Linked DNA regions of Homo sapiens: region 2 is linked to region 1. Evidence: read pairs that join two places in POLR2A ChIA-PET (ENCODE). Cell type or tissue: A673. All regions are shown on one strand. Links, peaks and the distances in the headings refer to the core of each region. The heading gives the core; the rest is flanking DNA.

The links. Peaks named below come from ENCODE experiments on the same cell type or tissue, not always from the same donor. Only the 100,000 strongest peaks of a DNase experiment are listed, where the experiment ranks them.
Region 2: POLR2A ChIA-PET joins it to region 1 with 6 read pairs; 1 of 35 experiments calls an interaction of 5 or more read pairs at or near these places.

What each region holds. Positions count from the first base shown.
Region 1 is chr15:73,272,318-73,275,239 of GRCh38, reverse strand. It overlaps NEO1 (neogenin 1), which reads right to left. Exons shown (of 29, transcript NM_002499.4): 19 at 2,678-2,785; 20 at 1,235-1,429; 21 at 516-548. Among named protein-coding and RNA genes, the nearest start is that of MIR12135, 26 kb to the left of the region's middle. In A673, for the core only: CTCF peaks have their summits at 1,463 and 1,681 (motif pointing right); a DNase peak (open chromatin) is centred at 1,699.
Region 2 is chr15:72,966,958-72,969,879 of GRCh38, reverse strand. No RefSeq gene overlaps it. Among named protein-coding and RNA genes, the nearest start is that of NEO1, 84 kb to the left of the region's middle. In A673, for the core only: no CTCF peak of the experiment used is centred there; a DNase peak (open chromatin) is centred at 1,169.

The DNA.
Region 1 (2,922 bases), core at 254-2,753:
CAGAATCACAACATTGAGTAAGGTAAATTTGTGGATTCTTTGTGGGAAGAGGAAAATAGGGTATTCACTGAATGTGATACAACTTTCCACTTAAAGACACTAATAAAATTCTAGATGCTACAAATATAAACAATTGGTATGATCAAATATGAACAACTGCTGCAAACATGAACAATTGGTATGATCGGTCTAATCATGACTTAAATGCTTATCGTTGTCACAGAACTTCAATATCTCAGCACAAAGGATGATCTGATCCACACTTAAGACGAATCTCCTACAGCTGCAGGACCAGTTTACTGGTTCAGTTTTCTTCTGCCAGCCTAGTTAGCTTCTACATAAATTCCCCAGCTTTTCAGAACATGGACTCAACTCTACTTTGGCCAATAACTGTGTGGCTTTTAACACATGGTGCTGATTTTTCAGGAAAAAAAAAAAAAAAAGAAACAAAAACCAAAAGCTAATAATAGGTCACAAAAGAAAGGAAAGAAAAGAGAGGCCATCTACTCATTTACCTTGATCATTAGGCATTTTATCAGAGGAGTCCGCTAACAGGCCAAGCACAGGGGAAGAAAAAACAAGAGCAAGGATCACAAGCTTTGAAGATGGGACAGGCAGAACTTTTTAAAGGAAAAAAACTAAAACCCCCACAAACTTCCAAACAAACTGAAACTTGACTTTAGTACTAACAGAAATTAAATTCATACAGGGCTTCCATAATTCCTTAGATTCAGTCCCCAGTTAAATTTTATTAGGCTAGGCTTACTTGGTTCAGTGCTTTATCTTCATTTTCTTATCTAGGGTTTTATTTAAAAGGCTCTTTTTAGTCTCTTTTTCTCTGTAACGTCCACAAATAAGTCTTTCAGGTTAATAGCCTGCCTGAGTTGAACTATCCATCACAAGAACACACTACTCTTTCTCTATATGGGAACCAAAAGAATCATATCTGATCTGACCAGTAAAAACTTTTAGATCACTGCAATTGATCTGCCCCAAATAGCCTGGAACCAGTGTCCTCTTTTATATGATATGTTTAGGCTGGTAACCCAGGGAGCACTGATTTGGTCAATGAGTAGGTGAGGAATCATTCTGGGATAAATCTTCACATCATGGCTCACAAGCTCATCATTAAGACTTCATATACTATCCACAGACTCTATATGCTCAAGTGATAGTGTCAGCATAGCCCCACTAAAGAGACACACAACAAAACCCTCAGCTTGGGGAGCATTACCTTTAGGTGTTCTGAATTGGACAGCTTCAGACATGGGTCCCATGCCCTTTGAGTTCCGTGCCTGGATTTTGAAGTAGTATGGTGTGTCAAGAGTTAACTCTTGTATCTGGTGAGTCAGTCTGTTTCCCACAACAGGCTCAATAACCCAGTCATGTATCTCTGCATTCACATCTGTACTGTAATATATGATGTAACCTGTCCAAAGGAATTAATGGGAAAAGAAATCTCACTCCTGCTTTTCCTTTTGCCTTCAGTAAATCAATAAGTACCTATTATATCATATGAATATTATAGCATAATATTTGAATAATGTACCCTCAAGGGTCTACAATTAAAATAATTCAGTTTTGAAAACCAGGAATTGCCTGACAGGCTGTTTTAGCTCTTACCGATGTGATCTCCTAGGAACTCCTGGGCAGAGCCACAGTGAACTGTCACCTGATACTTCCACCAGGGGGCACTTAATCCCCACATTGAGAAGGGAAGCATCACAACCATGAATCTATCTGACCCACAGCAAAAGGGCACTGCGCTGTTGCCGGTTTTAAAAGACAAAGTAAAATGTAATCCAAGTCAAGTCATGATTCATTCTTTCACAAAAGAGGCAAAGTCAAAACCTAAAAAAATGACATAAAGACCAGGATGTACAGAAAGAGATTCCTACTGAAAGCAAGAAGCAGGACAGTGCTAAGAAACACTTTCCATTTCCTTAGGCCACCTATTCATACAGAGGAACTTCAGGGCAAACCCCAGTTCCTCAGCACACACCTACATGGGCCAGAGGCGCCAAAGGAAGTAAGAGCAGCTGAACCCCATCAGGCTTCCATCCCTGATAAGGCTGAGGAAGGCAGAGTGTCCCCTCTACTGTGGAAGGTTTTCCTCTGAAAGTACAAGGAAAAAATTCCAGGTCCCTACAAAGACCTAGGCAAGTTCACTTTTAACTCTAATTATAAGAGCACAGGTACTTGAAGTAGCAGGTCTCGGGGGGCAGTGAAAAGGAATTAAATATCTAATGGGCTTTTTTTTTTTTTTTTTTTGTGGCTTCAGGGTACAAGAGCAGAATCTCTGTTTATTGGGTATTACTCTACAGAACCAGGGAGGGGGTATATAATTCTGAAGCTGTCCATCTAGGCGGAGACAGAGAAGAGCAGCTTTCCTAAGGAAAATAAATGTCTACAAAGTCCCACTATAGCCAAAGGCTGTCTAGTGCCTCCCATCCCCGACTGCAGTCAGAACCACCAACAGGCAACCCATTTTATGCCGCTATGGGCGACCAGCACAGCCTCACCCCAATTTCAAGGACCATCATGACTCACACCTTACCATAAAATGACCAAGCCAGCCTTCAGACTCCCACTTCTCCCAGCAACATGGTACTCTCCTGGAATACTCCTGTCAGGCAGGAAGAGCGCACAAAGAAATGCACACTTGATTGCATTTTACCTGTAATTTTGCCATTGGCTTCGGAGGGAGGCTGCCAATTCACAATTATGGTCTTAGGTTTCCCCTCTTTACTCACAACAGTCACATCCTTGGGTGGAGAAGTCGGAACTACAAAATAACAAAATTTTTAATAATTTCTGTCCATTTCAAATTAGTTCACTATTTCTTCAACCTTTTCCACTTGTAAGGCAAAATAAAGGGCACAAGGCAAAAAAGATAAAGCTTCTGGCTTCAAAGAAATCACA
Region 2 (2,922 bases), core at 188-2,687, 310 kb after region 1:
GGGACATTCTACAGTACGGTCAGTTTTCTGTATCTGTGGATTCCACCAACTCTGCATCAGAAATACTAAAAATAAAAACAATAATGCAAATTAAAAAGCAATACAATAACTATTTATACAGCATTTACATTGTATTAAGTACTATAAGTAACCTGGAAATGATTTGAAGTACATATATGGGAGGATATGTGTAGGGTACATGCAAATACTACACTATTTGATATAAGGGACTTGAGCATCCTCAGATTTTGGTATCCTCAGGCATCCTGGAACTGATCACCCATGGATACTGAGGGACAGCTGTATCTTCAATAAGTCAATGTCATAGAAAGCAAAAAGGAGTGGAGGTGCTATTTTTAGATCAAAAGAGACTTAAAAGACCTAATCACCGAATGTAGTTTTGATCCTTTATTCAGTCAAGGAATAAAGCTGGCATAAGGAAATGAGCTGTAATAGGATATTTTGGGGAATTATTGAAGAACTTTGAGTACCGTGTAGGTGTTATATATTTACAAATTATTAATTTTGGATATGATATCATTATAAAGAAAATGTCCTTATTTTTTAGAGACACAGTGAAATATTTAAGGATGAAGGGTCATGATGTCTATAATTATAAACCACTTGACCAAAAAATGACAGAGATAGATGCAGAAAAACACTTTGTCACTGACCAGAGGAAAAAAATGAGAACAAGCAGATTGTCCCCTACAAATATTTGTTAAATCCCTGCCACATGCCAGGTTTACTACTGTTGGGTATACAGTAGTAAATGAGATGAACACGTGGGTCCCACCCTCCTGAAACTTAGAGGAAAAGGTTAGAACACATTTCTAATAATAACCATAACTAGCATGTATTATGCGCCAGTGTAAGAGTGCTTAAATGCATGATCTTATTTAACCCTCCCAATGGCTTCATGGAATGAGTACTCTTATGCTTCGGTGATTAAAGCTCCAGGGAGAATGTTTCTGGTCCCAAGTCACAGAGCTGGTGAGTGGCCCAACCAGGTCTTAAATCTTAGATTTGTGTGGTGGTCCTGGCTGGGCTCTTCCCTGGGTGTGTTGACAGGGGGACCGTGTGACTCCATACTGTTTCAGCATGGATTAACACGGCTTCGTTATCATTTCTCCTCTTTTCCCTTGTAATCATTGTAAAATGACGCCCAACTTGGCTGCCAGCCAAAAGGAAGTGCTGTTTATATAAAGGACATGAAAAGTAAAATAATAACGTAGTGTCACTCATCTTTAAACTCCTTGAAACTGCCTAGATTCTGCCTTAGTCTTTCCTACAGTCTACATTCTTATCTTCCTCTAGTTAAATCTGCTTTCTTCTCCATAAACAGATTTAGATAAATATAGTTAAGACTAATTATTCAATTATTTAATCCTGTGGATAGTCGTCTTTTAGCTGCTGGTATTAAACAAAATTGTTTCCTATATTGAAAAATATGCAGCTTGCAGCTACATTTTGTTCAAATGCTTCTAAGGGCTAGAACTGGACCTTGGCCTCCACTTGGCCATCACTGGTCATCAAATATTTATTGAGCATCTACTATGTGCCATGTCTGTTCTACATTTAGAACATGGTTTCTCTGGTACTTCAGGTTCCTCATGATGCTTTACAAACAAGATTTTAGGATCTGGCTTATTTGCAAACTCGGAAAGGCCTGAATACTGACCATATATTCCCTTAGGGCTGGCATTTGGTATCCACAGGGAAGTCAGGTTTTATGAGCCTGTCACCACTTCTGATGCACGGCCCAGGGCAGATAGCTTTATGGCATTGTGGTAATTAGTTCCTACAATAGAGGCCTGTCTTATCAGAGGAGCAGTGGTGGGCCCCAGGCAGCTCTGTTTGCCTGCAGAAAGCTCAGCTGTTCCCTGGGTACCTACAGCAGTGTTACAATGAGAGGAGTATGAAACGAGACCCTGGGCAGACTCTCAGCCAAGGGTGTTGGCAGTTCAGTTGGAGACAGCTGTGTAATGTCCCTGTTGCACTGGCCTGGGCTTCTATCTAAAGCCATCTTATTTGTAGTGTTTATTTTCTTCCACTTTTGCCCTTAGGCGCCCTATTGATGTTAGTGGATTTCCATATCAGAGAGGGACTTGAGGAGCTCAAAGAGGTTAATCAACTTGTTCCTTGTTGTGGGGTAGAGAAGTGTGGGGTAGAACCAGAAAGGCACAGCTTAGCACTCCTGCCGCCCATTAGAATCTGTCTTAGTTGCAGCCAGAGAACTTACAAGTTCCCATGTGTCATTAAAGGAAATACACTGTGGGACCTGTGCAGGCTTTGGCATGTGTGAAATTTCACGCCTCACAGATAGCGCTTCTGTCTGTGTCCAGGCTGCTTTCTTGCATGTTAGGTTTTTTTGAAAGTGTGAGTTATTCTATACCAAGAACTTCATCATAAATTACTTAATTTTTTTTCCAGGAAAACATTCCCTCCATTTTGTTAATTACCTAGCTAGTCACAGAAGCAATTCCTGGGGTTTTTTCAAAAAATACATTTTTCTCCTTGGTTACAAAAGTATTACATGTTTATTGTTAAAAAAAAAAAAGTCAGAAAAGCATAGGGAAAAAAATTTAAACGTCCTATAATTCTATCACTCTGACATAACTACTGTTAACATTTTGTGGAATGTGCTTTTAGTCTTTTCTCGATACATATATAATTTTTAAACAAAATTGGGATCATACTACTTCCTATAATTTGTGCAGTTTGTATTCTGTTTTATTTACAGAGAACATCAATTTGTAAGCATGCTCTTGTACTAGAAAAGAGTTTTCAAAAATGTTATTTTTTAAATAGCTGCATAATGTTTCAGCAAGTGAATTAATCATAATCTATTTAACCAAGCTCTATTTGAATATTTAGTTGTTTCCAGCATTTTGCTATCATAACATATACTTTGTTGAGCAT